Linked DNA regions of Homo sapiens: region 1 is linked to region 2. Evidence: read pairs that join two places in POLR2A ChIA-PET (ENCODE). Cell type or tissue: Panc1. All regions are shown on one strand. Links, peaks and the distances in the headings refer to the core of each region. The heading gives the core; the rest is flanking DNA.

What was found. ChIA-PET counts read pairs that join two places held together with the same protein. Peaks named below come from ENCODE experiments on the same cell type or tissue, not always from the same donor. Only the 100,000 strongest peaks of a DNase experiment are listed, where the experiment ranks them.
Region 1: POLR2A ChIA-PET joins it to region 2 with 11 read pairs; 1 of 35 experiments calls an interaction of 5 or more read pairs at or near these places.

Annotation. Positions count from the first base shown.
Region 1 is chr5:18,549,541-18,555,839 of GRCh38, forward strand. No RefSeq gene overlaps it. Among named protein-coding and RNA genes, the nearest start is that of LINC02100, 190 kb to the right of the region's middle. In Panc1, for the core only: no CTCF peak of the experiment used is centred there; a DNase peak (open chromatin) is centred at 3,881.
Region 2 is chr5:19,601,207-19,607,505 of GRCh38, forward strand. The region is part of intron 6 of CDH18 (cadherin 18); the gene reads right to left. Among named protein-coding and RNA genes, the nearest start is that of CDH18, 380 kb to the right of the region's middle. In Panc1, for the core only: no CTCF peak of the experiment used is centred there; no DNase peak of the experiment used is centred there; H3K27ac peaks cover 1,324 bases.

The sequences.
Region 1 (6,299 bases), core at 797-5,796, 1.1 Mb before region 2:
CCCAGTTCCAAATCACTTCCACGTTTTCAGGTATCTTTATAGCAATGTCCTACTCCCAGTACCAATTTTCTATGTTAGTCTGTTCTCACATTGGTACGAAGAACTACCTGAGACTGGGTAATTTATAAAGAAAAGAGTTTTAATTGGCTCACAGTTCCACAGACTATACAGAAGCATGGCTGGTGAGGAATCAGGGAACTTACAATAATGGTGGAAGGTGAAGGGGAAGCAGCCATTGTCTTCACATGGAAGAACAGCAGAGAAAGAGTAAAGGGGGAAGTGCAACACATTTTCAAACAACTAGATCTTGTGAGAACTCATTCACCATCACAAGAATAGCAAGGTAGAAATCTATCCCATGATACAATCACTTCCCACTAGGTCCCTTCCTCTACATTGGGGATTACAATTCAACATGAGCTTTAGGTGGGGACACAGAGCCAAACTATATCAGTGACCTAAGAAAAAATTTAAACTTTGTAAATTCCCAAATGCCTGTTTTGGATTTCCTGTAATATTTACAAAAGCTATATTTCACCCTGTAGTCTAGTGGTTATGATTTGGTTCTGTCAACACTTCAGCCTGGGTTTAATTCCTAGTCATAAGTTTCTTAAAAATGTAAATTCTTCAAACCTAAAGAAAGAACAGACATTTATATGAATTAGTTTAAATCATTTGTTATGAATCTATATTCTTGTGAATCAGGGACCCATTTGTTATTTATCATTTTCCCCTTCATGAACAGCTTTGAGTTTTCTTTTTTCTTTTCTTTCTTTCTTTCTTTCTTTTTTTCTTTCATCTCTCTCTCTCTCTCCCTTCCTTCCTCTCTCTCTCGCTCTCTTTTTTGTCTATTTTAATTTTCCATCTATGGGACACACAGGAAGGTCGGCCTTTGTGCATAGATCTTTAGCTGAGAAGCTGACAGCCTAGAGAATATTGCAGGACACAAATGTAAATCCTTCCCCATTTGTGGCTAACAAATTTTTCCTTTCTTTAAGCTATGAAAGGAAAATAAATATCTGGACCCCAAACTCACTAAGCTAAAGGAATAAGTCAAGCTGGTAACTGGGTCATGAAAACCTGTCTCCCATTTTGGTTTTTAAATAAGATGGCTAAGATGATGTAAAGCTACATGCCTGCTTCACATTTTGCCCACAAGGAATTTCCTTGTGGATCCCAAGATCTTTACACTATAGCATTTCTGTTAAAGTTCACCATAGCAATGTAAATTGATAGATTATATTCTCAGGTGCAGGGACATAAAACAGAACTCAAAGTCATCCCTCTGCCCACCTGAGATCAATGCATATCTGATTGTTTCCTCTGTACTATTGTGTCTGGAATTGGTGGGTTCTTGGTCTCGCTGACTTCAACAATGAAGCCGCAGACCCTCGCAGTGAGTGTTACAGTTCTTAAAGATGGTGTGTCCGGAGTTTGTTCCTTCTGATGTTCGGATGTGTCCAGAGTTTCTTCCTTCTGGTGGGTTCGTGGTCTTGCTGACTTCAGGAGTGAAGCTGCAGACCTTTGCAGTGAGTGTTACAGTTCATAATGGTGGCATGCCTGGAGTTGTTCATTCCTCCTGGTGGGTTTGTGGTCTTGCTGGCTGCAGGAGTGAAGCTGCAGACCTTCGTGGTGTTACAGATCACAAAGGCAGCATGGACACAAAGAGTGAGCAGCAGCGAGATTTATTGCAAAGAATTAAAAAACAAAGCTTCCACAGTGCAGAAGGGGACCCAAGCTGGTTGCCGCTGCTGGCTGGGGCAGCCTGCTTTTATTCCCTTATTTGACTCCACCCACATCCTGCTGATTAGCCCATTTTACAGAAAGCTGATTGGCCCGTTTTACAGAGGGCTGATTGGTGCGTTTACAAACCTTGACCTAGACACAGAGTGCTGATTGGTGGATTTACAATCCTTTAGCTAGACATAAAAGTTTCCAAGTCCCCACTACATTAGCTAGACACAGAGCACTGATTGATGCATTTACAAACCTTGAGCTAGACACAGAGTGCTGATTGGTGCATTTACAATCCTTTTGCTAGACATAAAAGTTCCCCAAGTCCCCACTTGACTCAGGAGCCCAGCTGGCTTTGCCTAGTGGATCCTGTGCCAGGGCCATGGGCAGAGCTGCCCACCAGTCCCGTGCCACCCACCTGCACTCCTTAGCCCTTGGGCTGTTGATGGGACTGGGTGCTGCGGAGCAGGGGGCTGAGCCCGTTGGGGAGGCTTAGGCCACTGGGGAGCCCACCAGTAGGGGGGCTTGGGCATGGCAGGCTGAGGGTCCCGAGCCCTGCCCTGTGGGGAGGTGGCTGAGGCGCGGCAAGAATTCAAGTGTGGCACGGGTGGGCCAGTAGTGCTGGGGGACCTGGCGCATCCTCCACAGCTGATGGCCCAGGTGCTAAGCCCCTCACTGCCGGGGGCCGACAGCGCCGGCTGGCCGTCCACTTCAAAAGCAGGGCCTACCAAGCCTGTGCCCACCCGGAACTCGTGCTGTCCGATGAGCTCCACGTGCAGCCCCAGTTCCCACCCGCACCTTGCCCTCCACACCTCCCCGCAAGTAGAGGGAGCTGGCCCCAGCCTTGGCCAGCCCAGAGAGGGGCTCCCACAGTGCAGTGGCAGGCTGAAGGGCTCCTCAAGCACGCCGAGGCTGAGGAGGCACCAAGAGTGAGTGAGGGCTGCTAGCACGTTGTTGCCTCTCACTATTGTCTATGTTATCTTATATAAAAATGTAGATTCACTCATCCAGACAAAGACATGAATGACTATTTTCCCTGACTCCCTTCTCACATGAAAATTGTGTAGTTCTCAATATCCTGCCCTTTCCCCTTTAAATATTGAAGCCCTCAAAATCATCTTTGGAGAAAGACAGAGACCTGTCTCCTGGGTGTGTTTTTAGCTATGGCAAATACATCTCCTAAAATGACTGAGACTTGCTTTCATCATTTTCCTTGATTGACAAAGCTATAGAGGCACTGTGAAAACAGCAATGTGCCTCTAAGAACAGTTTAAAGCCCATCTATCTATCTCAGGATGCTTGCAGATATTGTAAGAAATTGAGACATTGAAAACAAGACTGTCTGCTCATTAAACAATAAAAAAGAGAAAGAAAAATTAAAATAGTAATTAATTAACCTAAACCTCTGTTAAACAAATATCCACCCACAACCCTCCAATGACCCTCGCCCCAATGCAACTTCTTCTTGGTACAAATTTCTACAAGGAAAAGACAAGAACAAGAATGTTTGCTTTTTGCCTGGATAAGGCTTGATAAAAAAAATTTTTAAGAGCTCTGGGGTCAGAAGTTAGCTTAATTAAAAGTTGATATTCAGGCTATTTTTTTAAGGTCTTTCTACTTTTTCTCTTTTGGGTTCTGTTTCTGGGAGTTTTTATCAGTTCACAGAAACCTCTTTTAATTATATAGTTCAGTCCTTCTGTTACCTTGCTTTCTTATTGGCATGATTTTTGCTGAGAAAAATGTGAAGTTTTATTGGCCTTTTAGAAAGCTTAAAATCTTCGAAAAATTGGCTCCTCTAAGGTTCTTTCCTCTACTTCCTTTCACTTATTTCTCCTTCCTTTTCATCAGCTTCAATTTCTTACGGCGAGATCTAGAGGAGACTTCTAGTGACTCTGAGACCCCTTTAGGAACCAAAAAAAAAAAAAAGGCACCACAGTCACCATTTTGGGGATCTCCCTGTCTTTCTCATAGCTCCCCAAGAGTCATGAGCAGATTCCTCTCAAGTCTCAAGCTCCATTGTTTGTTGTTGTTTGTTTTTGCACTGAGTTTCCTGATTTATTTGGATTTTGAGGAATACGGGGAGTTACTTTGTACTGTGAGGAAGTGCTTGACATTTGAGTGTACAAGGACTGGTGAGTCACTGGAAAGGAATGAAGTTTTAAAGGTGGCTGGCAGAAGTTGCAGTGCATGGTTATTACTTGAAGGAGGCTACTGGTTTCTTTGTGCATTTACGTAAGAAAAGTGTGGTTTGGATACTTAGAGGCTGTGGGAACACTTGGCATGGAGGAATAGACTCTTCTGGGGGGAGAGCTGATCACAGAGTCGACTGATTGGCATTGGGTTGTAGCTGCCAAATGGGTTTATTTTGCCTGCTGCTGAGATAGAGCCAATTTATCAAGACAGAAGAATTGCAATAGAGAGTTTAATTCACACAGAGCTGGCTGAAGGGGAAACCAGAGCTTTATTACTCAATTCAGTCTCCTGGGAAGTTTGAAGACTGGGGTTTTTAAAGGATAATTTGGTGGCTCGGGGGGCGAGGGAGTGGGGAGTGCTGATTGGTCAGGTCGGGGATCAAGTCACAGGGAGTCAAAGCTGTCCGCCTTCACTGAGTTGGTCCTGAATAGGCACCACAAGACCAGATAGCCAGTTTACTGGTCTAGGTGGCACTAGCTGGTGCTTCAAAATGCAGGGTCTGAAAAATATCACGAACACTAATCTTAGGTTTTACAATAGTGATGTTATCTTTGGGAGCTATTGGGGAGCTTTGGAATCTTGCTGCCTCTGGCTGCATAACTTCTAGACTAGGGGACCTCAACTTCTGTGCTGCCGACCGGTACTAGCCTGTGGCCTGTTAGAAATACAAAAATTAGAAGCCAGTCACGGTGGCTCACACCTGTAATCCCAGCACGTTTGGAGGCCAAGGTGGACGGATCATGAGGTCAGGAATTCGAGACCAGCCTGACCAACATGGTGAAACCGCGTCTCTACCAAAAATACATTAGCTGGGTGTAGTGGCACATGCCTGTAATCTGTAATCCCAGCTACTCATGAGGCTGAGGCAGGAGAATCGCTTGAACCCGGGAGGCAGAGGTTGCAGTGAGCCGAGATCGCACCATTGCACTCCAACCTGGGTGACAGAGCAAGACTCTGTCTCAAAAAAAGAAAAAAAAGAAATACAAAAAGTAGAAACCAGGCTGCACAGCAGGAGGTGAGTGGTGGGCAAGTGAGCATTACCACCTGAGCTCCTGTATTCCTGTCAGATCAGCCTTGGCATTAGATTCTCAAAGGAGAATGAACCCTATTGTGAACTGCACATGAGAGGGATCTAGGTTGTGGGCTCCTTATGAAAATCTAACCAATACCTGATGATTTGAAGTGGAACAGTTTCATCCTGAAGCCATCTTCCCCGACCCCCAAGCCGTGTAAAAATTGTCTTTCACAAAACTGGTCCCTGGTGCCAAAAATATTGGGGACCACTGTCCTAGACCATAATTTCTAATCTCGTGGCTAGTGTGTTAGTCTTACAAAGGGAGTCTGGTCCTCAGGTTAGATGGGGTTTGTTTCGGAAAGAGCTGTTATCTTTGTTTTAAAGTAAAATTATAACCTAAGTTCCTTCCAAAGTTAGTTCAGCCTATGCCTAGGAATGAAAAAGGGCAGCTTGGAGGTTAGAAGCAAGATGTCAGTTAAGTCAGATTTCTGTCACTGTCCTAATTTTCTCACTGTTATAAGTTTTGCAAAGCCAGGGGCACCTACCAACCTCGAAGGAATGTCCTTACAGTGAGGTGCACTTTGGGTTCAGTGTAAAAATGAGATCCTGGATTTTTGTGGATGTAGTTTCTCTGCCTTCCAGCTGTACATGTTTTCACATATTTGGCCTTGGAAACTTCAATGCATTGTCAGTCCTATTCATTAGTAGGCTCTTCCTAGACCTAAGAGGCCCAGTTGAAAAACAGAATAGACTGGCAGCTATCTATATAACTAAAATTGGTCTCTTTACAAAAGCTTGTGGCAAATTTCTATGTTTTTGTGTTACTTTGGCATCCATTTATTGGAGAGATGAGGTGTTCACACAGAGAGGATTAGCATCACAAGTGTTTTAAGCAGATACTTCCAAAACATGAGCTCTCTCCAATAGCAACAGTAGGTGGCTACAAAATTATTACAATAGTACCATATGTACTGGAGTAAATTTTATGCAGTTATAATTTAATACACATCTTTACATTTGCTTACATTTATCTCAACTGTGAATGGCATTGTGGATGGTCTGTGCTTATGTGCATAATTTTTGACAAATTTTAGCTTTTTATAATAAACTAGTGTACACCTTATTGTAGTAAATTATAAAATGAACTAGTACTTACATATATTTTATGCATTCATGACATACCTTTTTATTATTTTCAATATTTTTAGGTTACATGGTTCATCTAAGGGTTTTTTTTTTCAAATTATTGCAATGCTCCAAAAAATTTTTGATATATTTATTGAAAAAAAATCCACGAATAGCTGGACCTACTTAGTTCAAACCATGTTATTCAAAGGTCAATTGTAATTGGAGATAC
Region 2 (6,299 bases), core at 735-5,734:
TCAACAAAATTGATTGGCTAAGAAAGAGAAAGAGGACTCTCAAATAATTACAATCAGAAATAAAGTAGAAACACTACCCTGATTTTACAGAAATAAAAGGATTTTACAAGGAAGTCCTGCAAACAAATACCAACTAACTGGAGAATGTATAAATAATGAATATATTCTTTTAAATATGACTTACCATGACAAAATTAGGAAGAAATGAAAATTCTGAATAGACATACTACTGATAAGGAGAGTCAATAAGCCATCAAAAACTTCCCAAGAAAGAAAAGCCCTGCAACAGATGGCTGTACTGGTTTAATTCTACTAACCATTTAAAGGAGAATTAACACAAATTCTCAAAATCTTGCAAAAAGTAAAAAAAGAGGGAAATTACCTAATTTATTTTATAAGACCAGCATTCTCCTGAAACCAAAAATAGACAGACACTAAAATAATAGAAAATTAAAAACCAATATTCCTTATGAATATTAATACAAAAATTATTAACAAAATACTAGTAAACTGATTTCAGCATAATATCAAAGGAATGTACACCATGAGCAATTGGGATTTTTTTTCCTGGAATACAAGCTTAGTTCAACATATGAAAATCAATTAATTTTCATTTCCATTAACAGAATAAAGAAAAAAATCACAAGGTCATGTCAATTCTACAGAAAAAGCAATTGACAAAATTCAATTCCATTTTATGATTTAAAAAAACATAAAATAGAACTATAAATAAAAGAAACTTCCTCAACATAATAGAAGCCATATGTTAAAACCCCACAACTAATATCACTAAAATGGTGAAAGACTAAATGCATTTACTGTAAGACCAGGAACAAAAGAGGATGCCTACTTTTGAACTTTTATTCAACATAATACTGGAAATCCTAGCCAGAGTAATAAGGCAAGAAAAAGAAATTAAAAGCATCCAAATTGGGAAGGAAGTAATACAATTATCTCTGTTCACAGATGACATGATCTTATACATAGAAAGCCATAGGGAGTACACAAATACAGACACACCCCCACATACAAACACACACAAACTTTTAGAACTAATAAAGTAATTCAGCAAAGTTACAAGATAATGAATAATTGCAAAAGAAAATAAAGCAATTCCGTTCTTAATACCATAAAAATGATAAAATATTTAGGAATAAATCTAACAAAAAATGTGTGCACTGACAATGACAAAATATTGTGGAAATAAATTAAAGACATAAATAAATGCAAACTATTATAAGTTAACACTGCAAAACACACACACACACACACAATCCAATCTTTTAAATAGGCAAAGAACTGGAATAGACATCTCTCCAAAAAAGATAAAAAATTAAAATTAAAAAAAAAGAAGACAATGACTAGTGTTGGTGAGGATGTGGAGAAATTAGAACTCTTGTGCCCTGTTAGTGGAGCAGTGAAATGGTATAGCCATTGTGGAGAACAGTATGGAGGCCTCTAAAAAAATTAAACATGGCAGGGCGTGGTGGCTCATGCCTGTAATCCTAGCATTTTGGGTGGCCAAGGCAGGTGGATCACCTGCAGTCAGGAGTTCAAGATCAGCCTGGCCAACATGATAAAACCCTATCTCTACTAAAAGTACAAAAAATTAGCTGGGCATGGTGGAGGGCACCTGTAATCCCAGCTAATCAGGAGGCTGAGGCAGAAGAATCCCTTGAATCCAGGAGGCGGAGGGTGCAGTGAGCCAAGATCGCACCATTGCACTCCAGCCTGGTGAAGAAGAGCGAAACTCCATCTCAAAAAAAAAAATAAATAAATAAACATAAAATTACCATATGATCTAGCAATTCCGCTTCTGGATATATACTTAAAAGCACTGAAAGTGGGGTGTTACACCCATATTCACAGCCACCTTACTCATGATAGCCAAAAGGTAGAATCACTCCAAACATGCAGCAACAGAGGAACTGATAAAATGCAGTATACACATTAAATAAAATATTAATTATCATTACAAAATAAGTTAAAATTTGATACATCTTACAGCCTGGATGAACCTTGAAACATTATGTTTACCAAAGTTAGCCAGGCACAGAAAGACAAATATTGCATGATTCCACTTATATAAAGTACCTAGAACAGTAAAATTCATAGAGATAGAAAGTTGAATAACCAGAGACTCAGGAGAGGGAAAATGGGAAAGTACCCATTAAACAATGGGTACAAAGTTTTACTTTTGCAAGACGAAAAGACTTCTGTATTTCAATAGTACCATTGGTTGCACAACAATATGAATATACGTAGTGTTATTTAAATGCACACATTAGAGTTGTTAAAAGGATAAATATTATTGTATATATTTTTTAACTACAAAAAATAAAATCAAAATGAGAACAACTAGTAATTGAGCTGTTTTTCAGAATAGAAAAATGAAGAAGAGACACAACAAATGCTGGGAATTTATGATGAAAATCTGACCAAAATCACAAAAAGTGATATTACTACCAAAATATATAATTATCTTCAAAATGCTAGTTTTGCTTGGATTTTCAGTGTGTGAGGCTTAGATTTTCTGAGATATGAGGTAGGGCAATGTGCATTTTTCAATTTTAGGCACCAAATTGTTTATAGTATCAATAAAATATATATAAATATATAAATTATAAATACATAAATAAAATATATATAAATTATGTTCTAACTCATTAGAATTTTTTTTACTTTTTAATTTCTTCAAGTAGTACTAGAATAATTTATTCTGGTTTTAAGACTACATAATTTTTCACAGCTTAGGAATACAGATCTCACTGTGTAACAGCTTTGTATCTGGATGCACCATAGTTTTGTATGCCACATGTGATCTTTTCACATAATTTCTTAGACTGCATCATAATATACTACTGATTATGGAAAATACACTTAAGGAAGGAAGACATGGTGGGAATAATAAAAGGGCATTTGTCTCACTGAGGCTTGTCCCTTTTAATATACTTTCTTTTCCTCCAGGACAGCACTGATTCTAGTTGCTTTTTAAAAGACCTTGTGTCTTTACTACAGTAATTTTGTCATTTACTTGAATAAGTCATTCCCTATGATTACCCCAAGGCCCTATCTTACAAAAGCTGTAATAAATTTAATCATTACATTTGTTAGAACTATTTACTATTTTATAGTATTTACTTGAGAAAGTGAGATGCTTCTCAGGGAAAACTGACTGACATGTGAGAGGTTAGAAACTATGATGTCTGACTTACAGAGTTTGCCTGTCTTTCCTGATAAAATTAACCAGACAGTTTTTATAATCTCCACTTTAAATGTTTATGCAAATACAGTTTATGCTGAGAATGCTAATTTCAAATTAAAACACACACACACACACACACACACACACACACACACACACACACACAAAGTATTCTGAGATTTTCCTGCATTTAAGAGACTTAAGCTGAATATTGATTATTAAGCATTGTGGTTGGCTCTACGTGCAATGTTTTTTAAAACATAAATAAAGTAAATTTAAGTACTACTGCCATTTGAATGCCATAAATAAAAAGGGCAATTTTCCTCTATCAGAATCTTTACTGTTCTAAGAAATATCTTTAAAATCGTTTAACCCAATACATTCTGTTTCTATGTGTCAACATGCACTATAGGAAAGCTGATTATTCTATAGAAAGTTTTTTTTTTCTCTCAAGTATTATAGTGGAACACTTTCTTTGTTTTCTCTCACTCTTAATCATAAATAACACATAAATGCTTGAAGAAAGACTATTAGAAATTTTAATTGAAATTCAGTCCACTTTTTAAGTATTCTTTGAAGGTGTGCAAATTGATTTGTAATGCCTAACTATAAGAATCAAATTATTTCCAAGAAATATATGCTTATTACCATAAACATACCTACCTAAACAAAATATTATGTAAAGGAAAAGGAATTATTCTGTAACTTTATTATAGTACACAACCACATAGATTAAAAACAAACCGTAATACAATTGAAATGTCATGACTAGTACGTTTCTAAACAGAGAGCTCCATATAATTTCAAAATATTCAATTCTAAAATCAGAAGAATGTAATACTATTATTTATTTATAGCTGTTACTTTGTTAGAAAGAATATGATCTACAGGTGTATGTGTCTTATTATAATAAATACATAATAATTTTCAATTATCTTTATAAACTAAATATCATGATGTAAGATAAAAATATTGTGTTTCTATGAAGGCTAAATGAAAATAAAATAATAATATTACTCATTTAAAGTTAATTTAATAATTTCATCTTTATTTTAGAGTTCATCCTTTCAATTTAGCCACATAGAATACAAATTGATAGAGAATACATCTAATTATCTTCCATAATCTTTCTATTTAAACTTAAGTGGAATGATCTTTCAAATCTGGATATGATGGAGGGGTATATCTAACTCTGTCATATAAAACAACTCTAAAAGATGCATAGTATATAGAAAATGACTGTTTTAAGGCATTGAAGGCAATTAATGTAGGGAACTCAGGATGGAGTATGATTCTTGAGAGAAAGAAACCATAACAAAACAAATTTTATATGCACATATACTGAGGGTATTTAAAAATATGTAGTGCTGGTTGAAAGAGTCCAAGCAAAAATTGTGTAGCTTTTGGAGACAGGTTGGAGTTCAGAGCTGGCACAGGGGCTGAGAAATTGAGGACAAAAGCACAGAGAAGAAGAAACCTCAGGTAAGTGAGGAAAAAAACAAATGCAATTTTTCTTGTGGTAATTGTAGACACATCCACTACTTTGACACTTGTAGAGGCTCTGAGAAACCAACAGAAAGTGCATCTGGAAGGCAAAGGCGCTAGGCAGAGATTTCAGCAGCCATGAGTTACTGGAGAGTCAGAAATTGGTAAACACTTGAGACCAGTGGAGAGTAAGTAAAGAAAGATCCGGATTCCAGGAATAAGAGCTACTTCCCGGAAGTAAGGAGAGCAATAAAATAAGCTAGTGCTAACAGAATCCAACTGATTTAAGTAATCCACACTGTATATGTCTGCAAGAAATAACTTGCCCCTCTTTGAAAGATTGCACAATCATGAACCTCTGCAACTCCTTTATGTAATGTTCAATCAGTAATTCAAAGTCATGATTAAAAATGAGCATTGGCTAAAACTAAGAAGGAAAAAATGTAAAAAATGACCCAGGCATGATTATGATATTAGAATTCTACAAAAAGTTTTGAAATAAGTATGGTTAATATGTTTATGGTTAATATGTTTAAATAAAGAAAAGGGTGGGGAATTTCAACAGATACCAATAATCTTTATCTACTAAACCAAATAAAAATTTTAGAACAAAAATGTCAATGCTGAAGTGTGTACTTAATATATTTAATAGATGGGTTTAATTGCTGAACAAACAGCAGAAGAAAGGATTGGTGTACTAGAATATAGGTTAATATAAAATATCCAGGTTAAAGAAGACTGTAGAAGACTGTAGAATAATAATTATTATACAGCAAAGACAGTAATAGATGAATGTTATATAACTGAAAGACCTAGCTGACATACTTTGTAGAACTAATAGAAAAGAAGTGAGAAAATGAGGTCGAAGAAATACTTGAAAAAATTCTAACCAAGAGTTTCTCAAAACTAATAAAAGATAGCTTAAAAAATCTTTACAACCATTAGTCAGATTTTTAAAAAGTAAATACCTAGGTGCATTGTAGGTTAAATTTTTGAAAACAAAATATAACAAAGAATATCTTAATAGAAGAAAGGTCCAATAAACTACAGTAAACTATTGTACAGTAAAGGAATTCTACAGTTGATTTTTCAATGAACAAAATGGTAAACAGCAAATTATATTAATAATTATTGAAATGGAGAAAATCCTTCAAACTAAAATTCTATTCTGATTGGAAATACCTTCTGCAAATAAAGGCAAAATTGTAAATTTATATAGAAAAGCTGAGAAAATTCATTGGCAGTTTTCTGTCACTAAAAATGGGAAAATAATATTTTAAGAAATTTACAATTCCCTTTAGAAAACAATAATTCTAGAAGGAAACACAGAAATTCAAGGAGAAATAAATAGTACCAGGAAGGGTAAATTATTACTGTCTTAAAAAATAATGATTTGCTATTTAACACAACAGCAACAATGACAATTTCATATAGGACTGAATATATAAGATGACAAAAATAGAAAAAACAACAACAAAGGGTTAATGACATTAAACAGTTTTAAAGTCATTCTATTTTCAAGCAATGAAATTATAATTTAAGGTAGAGTGAAATAAATAATAATATCTACAGTATTTTTTAAATAGAAAAAAGTATAAAAATGTAAAAT